Regions from separate parts of the Homo sapiens genome. Here region 1 is linked to region 2. Evidence: chromatin loops called from intact Hi-C (ENCODE). Cell type or tissue: heart left ventricle. All regions are shown on one strand.

Region 1 (8,000 bases), 160 kb before region 2:
CAACCAAAATTGGGGTATTTTACTGACTATGAAGATGCATGGTTTCTCCAGTTTGTGCCCATTTCACAAAGGATATTCCAATAACGCTGCTCAAGGCTGACATCCAACAGGAAGGTCTTAGCAACCATCTCAGCTGAATGGAGTAAAGTCCATGCACTTACCTTGTCAACAGCCTTCAAGTCACAGCCTGCCTTCAGCAGGGTTTCCACCAGTTCCACATTTCCACGATCAGCAGCTACATGCAGAGGGGTTTGCTGCTTCTGCCATGAAATTAAGGAGGGGAACAAACTTGGACGGTGAAAAGACAAATGGAAAGTATAGCCATCCTATTTAGGTTCAAGGGAAAACACAGGTCATATATTTTTTAATGGATACTGGGGCATTCATTGCATTATTATTTGCAATAGTGAAAAACTGAAAGGAAATTACATGTTTAACAAGGAGACTCACTAGATAAATTATGATAATCTATATATTGGAATAACAGGCAACCATTAAAAATTATTTTTTTAAAAATGATTTCAATATTAGGTACCTAAAGTAGTCAAATATATAGAGACAGAAAGTAGAATGGTGGTTCCCAGGAGCTGGAGGAGGGAATGGGAAGTTACCGTTTAATAGATATAAAATTTCAGTTTGGGAAGATGAAAAATGTTCTGAAGATGGATGGTGGTGATATTATACCAAATGAATGTAATTAATGCTGCTGAACTGTACACTTAAGATGGTTAAAATGGTGGATTTTATGTGTATTTTACTACAATAAAAATTATTTCGAAGATTTTTTAAAAATAAAAGACGCTTTTGATATAACATTTGAAACTTTAGGAAATGATACTATCTAGTTGAGCTTGATTTAATGAAAAATACACATAGAGAAAGAGACAAAAATACAGTACAGAAAAATGCTAATGATAAGGTCTAGATGAAGGGATTAGAGTTTATTTTTATTGCCTTCTCAATGCATTTCTGTTCTCTAAATTTTCTACGTTATAATGTATAAAGGAGTCCAAGACTTCAAATTTCCTTCTGGAGTAATCATTTTCCTATCAAGAGGATAAGAGTTTCAAAAGAAATATCTGAAATCACAAGAAAATCACCCGTCTTAACCTCTCACCAAAAGGAATGCAGATGTGAAGAGATTTCTAAAATATTAGGGCAGAGAGGATCCTTTGATGTGATCTAGCCCAACTCCTTAACCAGAAAGGGAAGCAACTACCCCAGACTCACAGAGCTGGGCAATGGCATGTGGCCCACTACTCTTCCTACCAGAGCACAGGGCCAATATGCTGGGGATATTACCAAAAAACATTTATATATTTATTTATATTTTAATTTTTTTCTTAGAGACAGTTTCTTACTCTGTCACTCAGACTGGAATGCAGTAGCATGATAGTAGCTCACTGTAACCTCGAACTCCTGGGCTCAAGCAATCCTCCCTTCTCAGTTTCCTGAGTAGCTGAGACTACAGGCTCTACTAATTTTTTTTTTTTTTTAGCGATGAGGCCTCACTATGTTGCCCAGGCTGGTTTCAAACTCCTGGCCTCAGGCAATCCTCCTATCTTGGCCACCCAAAGTGTTGGGATTACAGGTGTGACCCAAAACACCTGGCTTCCAAAAAGTATTTCTTTTTTTTTTTTTTTCTTGAGATGGAGTCTCACTCTGTTGCCCAGGCTGGAGTGCAGTGGTGGCGATCTCAGCTCACTACAACCTCCACCTCCTGGGTTCAAGCAATTCTTCTGCCTCAGTCTCCCAAGTAGCTGGGATTACAGGCGCCCAGCTAATTTTTTGCATTTTTAGTAGAGACAGGGTTTCACTATATTGGCCAGGCTTGTCTCAAACTCCTGACCTCATGATCCGCCCGCCTCAGCCTCCCAAAGTGTTGGGATTACAGGCATGAGCCACCACGCCCGGCCCCAAAAAGCATTTCTTAAAGACTCACCTTCAAATGGCAGTGTGTCTAGGTGTTTGTCATTCAAGACATTACACTTATACTGACAAACCTATCAAAGATCTGTACCAACATGGAACAGATGAAAATGGAATGTATCAAATGCAACAAAACCCATTTTAACAATACTGCTACAAGTCTAGAAGGCAGGAAATGCACTAAAACATTAAGAAGAGTTATCTTTCTTTGCTGGGGACTTCAAACACATTAAGTTTTTTTAGCTTATATTTTTAATTTTACATACATATTTTATATTTAAAATATAAAATTTCCTATTTTTTATGTGTATTCTTGGTCTAATAAAAAAATTAAAGTGATGAAGTCTGGTTCTGAAAAAGGATAGCAAACCTAACAAACACTCCTTCCCTAGAGTACATCTAGCCAGTTCTGTCAAAACCAATATCACATGTGAGCACGAAGCTCTGCCTCTGTGTTCAGCAAAGATTTTGCCCATTGGGAAAGATTTTAGATATTAACGTAGTTGAATACATAAGTATATTTAATAACAAAAGGAGATTGGTTTTTTTCCCCAGAAAAACTTTTGGGATAGGTAAAGGCAGGGGAGGAGGCTAGGTTCCCTGGAGGAGAGAAGGGACCGAAGTACAGGTAAATCTTCATTCAGCTCAGAGCAAAATTGAGCTCATAGGTGGGAATTGGAGGAGACTGCAGAGATCTGAGTCAACGCTCTGGTTTCACAGTGTATTAGGACAGGCAGGCATGCCCACTGCACCATGGCTCCTCCCTAGCCGGAAGGGCACCGCAGAGCCTTCTCTGGGAAGAGGCAGCCAGAAGGTCTCATCTGGCCTCGGGACCCTGGAAAGGCTCCTCTTCCCACTCCCCTACATATCCTGGAAGAGGGCAGGCCAGCCCCAGAAGAGCCCCAGAGAGCAGGCTCATTCAGTGCCCACCCCCATTCCCTTCATCATTCCGTTGCGGCATTCCCATTTCCAGCCAGTGATGGATTACTTTAACGAGTCATTTGATTCTGCTCCAGTTGACTGAAATTGGAGTGATTTTTCTTTTATTCCAAGAGGCCTCTTTTGCCTTTAGGTAAAGAGAAGATACATTTACTGTCTTTAATATAGAAACAAAGCTTCCTTCTTGTGGGGGAAAGGCTCCCTGCCAATTACAATATTTCACTCTGGGGGAGTGGCTTTTGATTTAAAGAGCCTCTGGCCATTTAGCTCTGAGCTACTGTTTTTCTATCAAAAATGCTGGGCCTGTTAAACATGAAGGATTTAATCACGCAATGGCTGAACTCCAGTTGTGTGGCTGAGAAAGACGAAAGTATGTGTGTGGTCATGGAGATGGAGTGAGAGTTACAGAAGGAAAAGGATAAAAAGGATGCTCATGTTCCTCCCAGGAATTTTTAGGTACCTTGAACTTAATCAAAACTCCCCATAAACACACACTGTGTTGAAACTAAGAAAAGAGACCCTCCAGGCTCTGATTTGCCTGGCTTACCTGATTTAAGATGTCAATATCATGCTGTGCACTTAATAAACTGTTTACAACCGTGATGTGGTTGTTGATAACAACTAAATGAAGAGGGGACTCCTTAGGCTGCAGAGAGAAATAAAAATTTCAAATCCAGAAGGTTCTGGCTTCAACATTCAAATCAAAAAGCAACTCATTTCAGCAGCTATTTCCTGATGATCTCCCAAGTACCGAAACTGCCCATCCCAGTGGTGACCCTTAGTAAGTGTTCAGCATTTATTGTCATCCCAAGGCTTTGAAACAAACTCGTTCCCCAGCAATCGGCCCACCCCCTTTGTTCTTTCTGGAACAACATACTAAGCACCTACTATGGGCCAAGCTCTTTTCAGGTTGCTAGGGATTTAGTGTGAACAAACTCATTCTCAGGAATCTTCCAATCTAGTCAGGTAAGCAAATATTAATTTTTTTAAGTCACACAAATACAGTATACAATTAAGTGCTTTGGAAGTAGAAGAGCCAGTGTGGGGATAGGGGGAAGGCTGACCTTTCAGGAGGTCAGAAAAGACTATTCTGAAGAACTGACATTTAAACTCAAATATGAAGGATAAGTAAGTGTTAAATAGGCTGAACCACAGGACTTCTCAGAGACTTCAAAAAGCTAAAGGGCAATAAGAGTAGCCACAAGGGCAAAATCATTGCACATTTGGAATTTCCTGAATTGATTTGCTCTGGAGCCCCGACTCCTCAGTGTGCCCTGTAGGACTCGTGTCCCCCTTACTCAGGGGCACCATCCTCATGCTCAGCTCTCCCCGCACGGAGTCTAGCCACAAGGTGGTCACCAAGCCCTCTGCAGCCTGCTCTCCCGTTCTCCTTTGTGGCTAAACCACCTGTCTTCCCAGCCACAGCCCTTCATGGAGCCCCCGGCCCCTCTCACTTATCCCAACCACTGGCTTCTTACCCAGCCCTGCTAGGCCACAGGGCCTGTATCTACCCCCGACACTTTGCCTCCAGGCTCCTGTGCTGCTACAGTCCCACCCAGCTGCCACTGGCCTGTGGAGACATGAGAGGAGACATGCCTCCAGGAGTAGAGACGGCAGCTGAGCGGGGCGAAAAGGGAGGGAAGAAACAACGAAGGGAAGTGAGGGCAGAAGCGATTAAGGCATGAGAGAGAGGGAGGTGAGGGGCATCCAGCATGATAAGGGAGGGAGGCGGGGCACCAGGGGAAGGTGGACAGGGGTGTGACAGCAAGGGCTGAAGATCCAGTGACACTGTGCAGATCCGGAGCCGAGCTGAGTGTGAAGCGAGTGGCGAGAGGGAACAGGCGCCTACGAGGGTGAGTGATTAGGACAAGGGCAGCGTCGCTCAAGTGGAATAGCTGATATTAATGATACGCATCAGACACACTCAGCACATTCTCATCGTGGTGCTTATTACACATTCACTTCCCCAACTGTTTCTTTTATTTATTTTTTTCAGAGATGGGGTTTCACTCTGTTGCCCAGGCTAGAGGGCAATGGAGTCATCGTCATTCACTGTAACCTGAAACTCCTGGGTTCAAGCGAACCTCCCACCTCAGCCTCCCAAGTAGCTGAGGCTACAGGCATGCACCACTGTGCTTGGCTAATTTTTAAATTTTTGTAGAGATGGGGTCTTGCCATGTTGCCCAGGCTGCCCTAACAGTTTATACTCTGTTTTAAACACCAGGCTGACAGTTTTTCAAAAATCACGTCAATAACCCTAGACATTTGATCTCATATTCCCCACTTCATACATGAGACACAAAGAGGATCAGTAACTTCCACAAGGCCATGCAGCAAGGAAGTGGCAGAGACAGGACTTGAACCCAGACCTTTCTGACTCTACCATCTGCACCAGGCTCTGTCTCAGGAGATGGGGGTAGATGGATGGAAGAGAGACCACAGTGAGTTGGCAAGAGTGTCACCAGCAGATGGAGGGAGGGGAGACGAGGGGACAGGTAGAAGACCACAGCTGAGTAAGTCAGAGACTGTCGGAGGCCAGCAAGGGTCAGAGCAGACAGATGATGTGAGCAGGGCTATGGGAGCAGCATGAAAGGAAGAATTTCTGTGTAGGTCTCTTCTGCTCAGGAATAACCTCCTTGAAGCACTAAGCATGAAAAACGAGAAAGCATCCCACATTGCAAAGAAGTGGGCATTGGCCTTCTTGCCGGGGCCACCCACCTTGCAGGGGCCCAGCTCCTCCTGAGAAACAGGAAGTGTCCTTGGACTGAACCAGGTAAGTTCAGAGTCAATTCCCCCAACACCATGCTCCAAAAACTATCTGACATGATTTAAACCACATCCCTCCTCTTGAGTTAATACAATAAATAGTAATGGCTCAGCAAGATCAGAGGAAATCATATTCTCAACGGAGAAATGAAAATAGAGTGGAAAAATAGAGGCATGTTTCTTGTTTAATTCCAGCACAGAGGACCTTTGTTAATTCTGCCAAAGCCAATTCAAACGTCAGAAAACCTAAATCAGTATGAAGAATTGACTTTCAAAAGAAAAACAAGAACATTCAGTGAAGGGAGAAAAATTATCACTCTTCTTGATATGTACAGCTGCTTCATTATTTTCCCAGACTAATAAAATTAATACAAGAGTAATGGCATCTCTAGACGTATGAGAAAGCTTTTTTGCGGCAAATACAAATATTTAAAACACAAAGATTTCATTTTGTTCAGGAACTTCAATGACTTTCTAAAATTCATCCCTCGGATTTTATTTCTCAAGATTAAGACTCAGCCTCCAAAAGAAGTCAGCCAGCCTTCCCAGAAAGAATTCCTCCCTTGTGAAACATCTCATCTCCTACACGTATCTGCAAGGGGCATCTCCCTGACACAGCCAACCTCACGGCGCCAGGACCAAAGCCCGTGTCATTGGAATAAACTCACTTCCACTTTCTGGTGCAGATCAACGTTCTCACTGAGAAGAAAGTTGACAAGGGATGCATGGCCGTTCCTGGTTGCTATCTGCAAACTACTGATATTGAGCTGCAAGAGACAATAGAGAGGGCAAGGAGGAACTCTCATTATAATTCAGCATGTTTTCTGGTGTTTATGACATGGTAATCAGTTAATACAATGAAATAGTACAACTACAGTCGTGCATCACTTAACAGTGATTTGGTCAATGACAGACTTGAAGTGGTCCCATAAGATTACAATGGAACTGAAAAATTCCTATGGCACAAGTACTTAACTATGTTACTATGTTACTATGCTGTACAGGTTTGTAGCCTAGGAGCAATAGATATACCATATAGTGTGTTGTAGGCTGTACCATCTAGGTTTGGGTAAGTACACTCTATTTATGTTCACACAATGAAATCAGGCATTCCTCATAACATATCCCTGTCATTCAGAGATGCATGGCTGTATTTAAAAAAGAAAATCTGGCTGGGCACAGTGGCTCATGCCTGCAATTCTAGCACTTTGGAAGGCCAAGGCCAGTAGATCACTTGAGCCCAGGAGTTTGAGATCAGCCCTGGCAACATGGTGAAACCTTGTCTCTACAAAAATTAGCTGGGCTTGGTGGTGTGTCCCTGTGGTCCCAGGTACTTGGGAGGCTGAGACTGAGGTGGGAGGATGGTTTGAGCCTGGGAGGCAAAGATTGCAGTGAGCCGAGATCATGCCACTGCACTCCAGCCTGGGCAACAGAGTGAGACCCAGTTTCTAAATAAATAAATAGAAAATCCATTGTGTTTTTAATTACCGGGGTGAAGGGGAGCTATTATTAGGATGGTACAAAAGCAATTGTGGTTTTTTCCTAATTGTTTTTTTCTAAGTGTCTCCCATAAAAGTGTCAGAGCCCTAGGGAACACGTGTGCAACAGACTGAATGTTTGCGTCCCTCCCAAAATTCATATGTTGAAACTCTAATGTCAATGTGATGATGATAGGAGGTGGGGACTTTCGGAGGTTATTAGGTAATTCGTTGTTGACTGATTAATTGTAAGACTGCTACAAAGTATTTGCAGGTCTTTCAATTAAGGATGCTGCTGGAAATTGCTTTCCCGCAATTGCTGCATCAGTATCTCCTTTCCCACAGTCTCTGCAGTATAACCTTGCCACTCCCCTCATCAAGAGGCAGGGTTATTTTCTTCACTCCTTTGAATCCAGATGAACCCTGGGTGGAACCCTTATGAATGAGACCCATGCCCTTGCAAAAAGAGGCCAGAGAGCTGGCTAGTTCTCTTTCTGCCATGTGAGGATACAGCAAGACAGTTGTCCGTAAACCAGGAAGAGGGCCTCATCAGAACCTGATCTGCTAGCACCCTGATCTCAGACTTCCAACCTCCACAACTATGAGAAATAAATGTTTGTTAAGTCACCCAATTTTATGGTATTTTTTATAGCAGCCTGAGCTGACTAAGACACTATGCCTAGGGCAAATATGAGTTAAAGCCTCATTTCCCTTCTCCCAGGAAGTAGGAAGTGGACTAGAACCAGGTCTTCTCTCCATACACCTCAGCAAAACCCCTCTTTGAACCAAATAGGTGACTTGGTATTAGCCCCAAGAAAGGACTGTTTCCTGCAGCCCTGTTTACTGCCAGTCTCCCCTGTGCTAGGCAGACATTCAATGCTCAGCATA
Region 2 (8,000 bases):
CCTCTTCTCACAGCTCTACTAGGTACTGCCCAGTGAGGATTGTGGGGGTGGGGGGGCTTCAACCCCACATTTCCCTTCTGTACTGCCCTAGCAGAGGTTCTCCATGAGGGCTCCCCTCCTGCCGCAAACTAATGCCTGGACATCCAGGTGTTTCCATACATCCTCTGAAATGTAGGCGGAGTTTCCCAAACCTCAGTTCTTGACTTCTTTGCACCCACTGGCCCAACACCGTGGGAAAGCCGCCAAGGCTTGGGGCTGACACCCTCTGAAGCAATGGCCTGAACTGTCCTCAGAGTGGCCTTGACCCCTTTTAGCCACAGCTGGAGCTGAAGCAGCTGAGACACAGGGCGCCAGGTCCCAAGACTGCACAAAGCAGCAAGGCCCTGGGCCCAGCCCAGGAAACCCATTTTTCCCTCCTAGGCCTCCAGGTGTTTGATGGGAGGGGCTGCCATGAAGGTCTCGGACATGCCCTGGAGACATTTTCCCCATTGTCTTGGTGATAACATTTAGCTCCTTGTTACTTATGCAAATTTTTGCAGTAGGCTTGAATTTCTCCCCAGAAAATACGTTCTTCTTTTCTGTCACATCAACAGGCTGCAGATTTTCCAAACTTTTATGCTCTGCTTCATCTTGAATGCTTTGCCACCTAGAAATTTCTTCCTAGAAATTTAAGACCTTAAATCATGTCTTTCAAGTTCAAAGTTCCATAGATCTCTAGGGCAGGGGCAAAATGCCGCCAGTCTCTTTGCTAAAGCATAACAAGAGTCACCTTTGCTCCAGTTCCCAACAAGTTCTGCATCTCCATCTGAGGCCACCTCACCCTGGACTTCATTGTCCATATCATTATCAGCATTTTGGTCAAAGCTATTCAACAAGTCTCTAGGAAGTTCCAAACTTTCCCACATTTTCCTGTCTTCTTCTGAACCTCCAAACTGTTCCAGCCTCTGCCTGTTACCCAATTCCAGAGTTGCTTCCACATTTTCGGGTATCCTTATAGCAGCACCCCACTCTCTACGGTACCACTTTACTGTATTAGTCTGTTCTCATGCTCCTATGAAGAAATACCCGAGACTGGGTATTTCTTTTTATAAAGAAAAGAGTTTTAATTGACTCACAGTTCTGCTTGGCTGGGGAGGTTCAGGAAACTTAAAATCATGGCGGAAGTCACCTCTTAACAGGGCGGCAGGAAAAAGAATGAGAGCCAAGCAAAGGGTGGGAAAGCCCTTATAAAACCATCGCCCCCATGATTCAATTACCTCCCACCAGGTCCTTTCCACAGCACATGGGGATTATGGGAACTCCAATTCAAAATGAGATTTGGATGGGGATGCAGCCAAACCATATCACTGCTTACAGCCAAAGGTACCTTTGGCAGATTACTAAATTTCTCTGAGCTTTCAGCTTCCTTAACTGATTAAACAAGGGGGATAATGTCTAAGTATGGAATGATTATGTAATTAAAAGAAATAACATATAAAAGTACTTGGTACAATTCTTGGCACATAGTAGTAGTCTCTCAAATTTATTTTGTGAAATGTTTATGTTGGGAGTAAAGCCTACAGTTAAAAAATTAAAGAACAGAAGTTGTCAGACCCTTTTATCAAAGGGGGACAAAGATGCAGTTGACTCACTAGAGCCGGGATACGTAGCGTGTCATGTTTGAACAGATTCTCATGCAACTCTGTTCAGAAATTTTCTTCCACCAAATAGTTCTATTTACCAACCTAAAAAAATAGTTAACTCTTTATATGTTTTCTGTGTATTCTTGATAGTCTTTTTTTCTTTGATCTATTTATTGTTTCCTACCTTTTTTTGGTTTTCCTTATTCTATGTCTTTTTTTAAAAAAAAGATATGTTGTGCCTTTTAAAAAATCACATTGAGATATAATTTACACACGGTCAAATTCACCCTTTTAAAGTATACAGTTATAGTTTTCACAAATGCATACAGTCATATAGTCATTACCACATGAGTATATAAAATATTTCCATCCTCCCAGATAGTTCTCTTCTGCCCCATTGTAGTCAGTTACCCTCTGTGTCCCCAACCTCTGGTAACCACTGTTGCAGCATATTATATACATGGAATCATGCAGTATGCATCTCTTTGTGTCTGGCTTTTAACTTACCATAATGCTTTTACTACTCATCATGTTGTTACATGTATTCTTAACTTGTTGCTTTTTATTGCTGAATACTGTTTCACTATAGGGATATACCATATTTTGCTTATGCATTCACCAGTTGACGGATATATATTTGTTTCCAGTTTTGAGATACAATAAATAAGGCTGCTCTAAACATTTGCATGCAGGTCTTTGCATAAGCATATTTTCATTTCTCCTGGGTAGATACCTATGAATGGGATTGCTAGGTTGTAAGGTAAGTATATGTTTAACTTTATAAGAAACTGTGAAACTGTTTTCCAAAGTGGCGGTACCAGTTTACCATCTCACCAGCATTATGTGAAAATTCCATTTGCTTGGCATTTTTGTCAGCATTTGGTATTGTCACATTTTTTGGGTTTTTTTTTTTTTTTTAATCTTAACCATTCTGGTAGGTATGTAGTGATAGCTCATTGTGGTTTCCATTTGCATTTCCCTAATGACTAATGATGTTGCACATCTTTTCATTTGCTTATCTGTATCTCTTGTGATGTTTGTTTAAATATCTTGTGTTTGTTGTCTTAATGTTGAGTTATGAGAATTCTTTATATATATTCTGGATACCGTAACGTTTGTCAGGTACATGTTTGGCAAATATTTTCTCCCAATCTGAGAGACTGATTTTTATCACTAACACTAAAAATTTATCTACAGTTAAGACCTATTTGAATGTGTATTTTGATGACTTTGCTCTAAGTTCTTTTTTTTATTTATTTATTTTTTTTTCAGCTAATTTTTTTATTATACTTTAAGTTTTAGGGTACATGTGCACAATGTGCAGGTTAGTTACATATGTATGCATGTGCCATGCTGGTGTGCTGCACCCATTAACTCGTCATTTAGCATGAGTTCTGAACAGCATTATTATTTACTTTTTTCTATGTTTTGTGTATAGAGGCAACATTTCTCACTGTTTTTACATTTTTATTTTTTATATTGGATCTGCAGTGGCACTCTGTTGTTTAAAGTGACAAAGCCTTAAATTTAAAACTTGCTGACAACTCGTTAAGTAGTGCATTCACCAGGGAAGCTGGTATTCCTGTTGAGCTTCCTTTGAGTGAGTGCTGTGTAGGCTTGGCCTCTGTCTTTTTTTTTTTGTAAGTGAGATAGGGTCTCAGTCTGTTGCCCAGGCTGGAGTGCAGTGGCGTGATCTCGGCACACTGAAGCCTCTACCTCCTGGGCTGAAGTAATTCTTCTGCCTCAGCCCCCCGAGTAGCTGAGACTACAGGCATGCGCCACCATGCCTGGCTAATTTTTGTGTGTTTTTGTAGAGATGGGGTTTGACCATGTTGCTCAGGCTAGTCTTGAACTTCTAGACTCAAGCAATTTGCCTGCCTCAGCCTCCCAAAGTTCTGGGATTACAGGCATGAGCCACTGCACCTGGTCATGTCTTTATTGAAGGAAGAAAATTATGGCTGATAAAGAAAGCTGAGCTATTCTCTTGGTTTCCAATTTAGAGAATATATATTATCCAACAATTACGTATTTTAAAAATATACTTTCCCTCTAATGAGGATTCATCACTTGAAAAAGATTACTTATAAATTAATTATACGGAACCAAAAGACTGAGAAGCCATGACCAGTTGAATCTTATCTAGATTTTAAGGCAGTCTGTAAAGTGATAATGTCTCAAGGGTGGGAGATAGGAAAGGGTAATGATTCCTGAAAACTTACATATAAACCCAGTTTCATAAAGTAAGGTTGTCTCCTGTTGTGAAAGACTTCAAATAGTTTCACTTGGCTTTTTACAAGGTAGGAATTTCATCCAGGTAAAGGTACATCTACTTTATCTTCTTATGAAGAAAAGAAATGGGGCTAAAAACTGTCGAAATCCCAAAAGACAGGGTGGACAAGAGAGGAAACTACAGAAGACAGCATTGTAGAAACTGGAAAACAAATGGTCAAGTGCTAAGTGAGTTAGTAAATCTGAGAAACCCAGATCCTAAACTATCAGTTAGGGAAGCTCAAAACTAGATCTACATCATAATTATATAACATTGTAGCAGTTCTGGATACCTCCTGGAATGGAGAGTTGGGGGTGGAGAGTGTATAAGGAAGATGAGTTATATGTCAATTTAAGAAACAATCAAATCTCTCTATTTCCTCCCCACACTGGACCTCTATAGAGAAAAAAATCGTGGGTGTCTGGTCTTGGAGGGTAGAGGAGTAGTCACCAGATACAATTGAAATCAAAGTATCACACTGAATACAGAGGAGGGATTAGGGAAGCAAGCAAACTAGCTACTGAGCCTCACATGACCCTATCCCACCACTATTCCCCAACTTCCAAACTCTGGCCAACAAACTTTAATCCTCAGGACAGGAGGTTGCTGGGGTCTTTTCTAAGAATCTGACCAGCGTAAAAGTTTTGACCTAAAGATAACAATATAGCTTCCCTAGCAAAGTAGCCCAACTAGATTATCCTGTGGTGAAGCCCATTTTTGGTAAACTCAAAGTACAGCCTTTGGGTTTCGAGTCAGAAGATTCCCTACTGTTAAAAATGAGCAGACAGCAAAGGACTATCAGTCATATGAAGAAAGTTTCCAATATGAAAGAGATCAAGAGAATCAGTGCAACACTAGGAAACACATTATTCAGATGTCCAACAAAAAGAAGGAAATTTGTCAGTATTTTTAAAGAGAGAAGAGTTTTTGAAATCATGAAAAAGTAAGTATACTATAAAAAAGGAAGAGGTTAAAAAAGAGCTCTTGGAAATTATAAATATGGTAGCAGTGAGGAAAGAAATTAGAAGAGTTAGAAGGTAGAATTATAGACATTTCTAGAAAGTAAAGAAAAAGATTTTTGTTTTTTTAAAGGTAGTAAATAGGACATAGGTAAAATTAAGGAAATAATCCAGGAGTTCTAACATCTGAACAGTAGGAGCTCCAGGCAGAGAGAACAGAGCAGAAAGGGATTATCAATGAAATAATAAAAGAAAAATTCACAGAAATAAAGGACAAGAGTTTTACATTGAAATCATCAAGCAAGGTCCAGTATAATAGATTTTTAAAAAGACTCATGTTAAAGACACATTGTGCTGAGCCAGACCACTGGGAAGAAGATCTTGGATGCTTCCAGAGAGAAAAAACATAACAACAAAGGTTAAGGATTCAAAATGACTGTGGACTTCTCAAAAGCAGTGCTGGAAACTAAGATGCAATGGCTGATGCCTACATTCTTCTGAAGAATAATTATTTTCGACAATGAATTATATATGCATCCAAATCACCAAGCGAGTATAAGGACAGACTAAAAGCATTTTAAAATATGGTCTCAACAAATTTACCTCTTGTTGTTTTAAAAAATATTTTAGAGATGCATACTTACATGTCTACAGATGAAATGATATGTTTAGAATTTGCTTCAGAATAATGCCTTTGGAAGGGTATGAATTGATGAGGATGTAGATTTTAAAAAAGAATAACCATGAGTTAATAATTGTTGAAGGCAAATGATGGTAAGAGGGTTCATTATTCTGTTTTTTTGCATATATGTGAAATTTTTCATAATAAAAAGTAAAATACATCCACAGACACAGACGTCTGTCTTCTGCTGAAAGATATGCCCCATCAAAACAAGGAAGAATTAAATAAGAGGAAAATGCGATAGAGGTTATTGTACTCAAAGTGTGATCTCCAGAGCAGTAACATCAGTATAAACTGTGAACTTGTTAGAAATGCAGATTCTCAGGCCTGCCCCAGACCTAATGGATCAGAAACCCTGGATATGGAGTCCAGCATTCTTTCTTTAACAAACCCTTCAAATGATTCTGATGCGTCCTAAAGTTTGAGAACCACTTTCCTAAAGCAGGAAAAATAGCTTTGCTCAAGTAAAGAATGGACATGACTGGTGTTTTGTATCATCTCATTTTCTTAACTGCTTGCTCTCTGGACGTTGATAGTTGCTCTGACATGTAAATCAATTGAGTTGTTATACATAAAAAATACTGTATTGTGCTATTTGTTCTAACAATCTCAACAATCGATGTAAAAGTTCAAATTTAAGGAAACTCTTGAGTATAGTGATTGTATCAGAAATGGGAAGAGGTATGAGGGGAACATATGAACATGCCTTATACCAACCTGGCTGCTTGTCTAACTGGCACCTTGACATTGTTTGCTGACTTTGTCAATTGAAATTTTTATTAATCTGGAATGCCTTTTCCTCCTCTGGTATCAAAAGCCTGTCTTTCCTCCTGGGCTCAACTAAACCACAGCTTTTCAATGAACCACTTTAGATCTCATTCTCATCTTTCTGTCTCTACCATCAGATTTTTAAAATTTTATTTATTTATTTTAAACAGGGCCTAATGCTGCCGTCCAGGCTGGAATGCAGTGATGCAATCATGGCTTGCTGCCACCTTGACCTCCTGGGCTCATGATCCTCCTGCCTCAGCCTCCGTAGTAGCTGGGACTACAGGTGCACCACCACACCTGGCTATTTTTGGGGAGTTTTTTTGTTTGTTTGTTTGTTTTTTGGTAGAGACTGAGTCTCGCTATGTTGCCCAGACTGGTTTCAAACTCCTGAGCTCAAGCAGTCCTCCAGCCTTGGCCTCTCGAACAGCTGGGATTACAGTGTGAGACACTGCACCTGGCCATTACTATCAGATTTTTTAAAATATAAATAAGGACTGAGCAACTATGACATGTGTTGTGCTGGCTATTTTATGTATTATCAGGAAAAAGGTGAAAATGATTAGGGAGAGAGAAATAAAGGTAAGAAGAGCTACAACTGTTTTTCATATCAAACCTTGACTCAAAGAGTTCAGAATGATTTAACTCTTTAAACTGTGTGGGCTTCTGAGTAGCTGAAGACAGTGGTAGGTGGTAGGCTTGTGGTAAGCCGCATCCCAAAATGTTATCTCCCTAAAAGATACAAAATAACTTCACATCTATATCATTTTGACATGAAACAACACCTTGAACATTACTTGTAGATAGATAATGGCAAAACTGCAAAATAATCATGTAAGAAAAAGGTAACACACTCAAGTGCAGTGGTCCTACATGCTTTTACCCCATTGCCGCAAGGGGACCCTGTGGCAAGGAAAATTAGACCAAGATATGTTCCTTGAGAAGACAGAAGGAGCACTAGTGAGGGAGAGCTGGAAGAACCACCGGAAAGATTAAATCCACCCTTTTTTTTTGTATTTTCAGTGCAAAAAACTAACCAGACAGATCAGAGCAGGATTACAGGAAAAGGATTTCAAAGTATAAGTACTTTAAAGGGCTAGACAGCCATTTAAATGTGATTTAAAGAGACACACTTCTGAATGTCTAACTTCTGGAAGACAGAAAAGGAAAACAAAAGAGTTCTTTGGAAATTGGATGGTCAAGGAAAAAATTTTTAAAGACCTGCAAGAAAAAAAGGAACCAAAAAATGAGAAGGCCTACAACCCTCTTCTCTACTATTAAAGCAAAACTCCACTGAGGTATCTAGACTTTGGCAAACGACAGAAAGAAAAAGATGCCATTAAACGAAGGATATTGAAAAAATGCCCCCAAATCACAAAAATAAACAGAAGGAAAGTGAAATCCTTTCCTTTAGTTTATAAAATTAGGGAAAAATTCATACAAATCAACTAAGGAAAATTCCTCTAATCCCGTAAAACTACTTAAGAAGCAAAAGAAAACTATTAGTATACACTCCAAATAGAACTCAAAATATACAACACTTGGGTTTGAAGATAAGAAGAACCACCTTGAGTCACAAATTCAAAATCAAGAACAAAAATGGGTGAAAACCAGGGGAAAAATGCAAAAAGAATTGTACTCAAAGAGATGAAAGAAAATGACAATAGATTATCTTAAATGAAGAAAAAAAGTTACCAGAT

What was found. Hi-C counts contacts between places; a loop is a spot of excess contacts. Peaks named below come from ENCODE experiments on the same cell type or tissue, not always from the same donor. Only the 100,000 strongest peaks of a DNase experiment are listed, where the experiment ranks them.
Region 1: it touches region 2 in a loop (1.9-fold over the local background); 3 of 110 quality-filtered maps call a loop at or near these places.

Annotation. Positions count from the first base shown.
Region 1 is chr5:75,651,543-75,659,542 of GRCh38, reverse strand. It overlaps ANKDD1B (ankyrin repeat and death domain containing 1B), which reads right to left. Exons shown (of 14, transcript NM_001276713.2): 8 at 6,303-6,401; 9 at 3,416-3,514; 10 at 162-260. Among named protein-coding and RNA genes, the nearest start is that of ANKDD1B, 44 kb to the right of the region's middle. In heart left ventricle, no CTCF peak of the experiment used is centred here; a DNase peak (open chromatin) is centred at 4,660; H3K4me3 peaks cover 865 bases; H3K27ac peaks cover 351 bases.
Region 2 is chr5:75,490,826-75,498,825 of GRCh38, reverse strand. The region is part of intron 2 of CERT1 (ceramide transporter 1); the gene reads left to right. Among named protein-coding and RNA genes, the nearest start is that of CERT1, 17 kb to the left of the region's middle. In heart left ventricle, no CTCF peak of the experiment used is centred here; no DNase peak of the experiment used is centred here.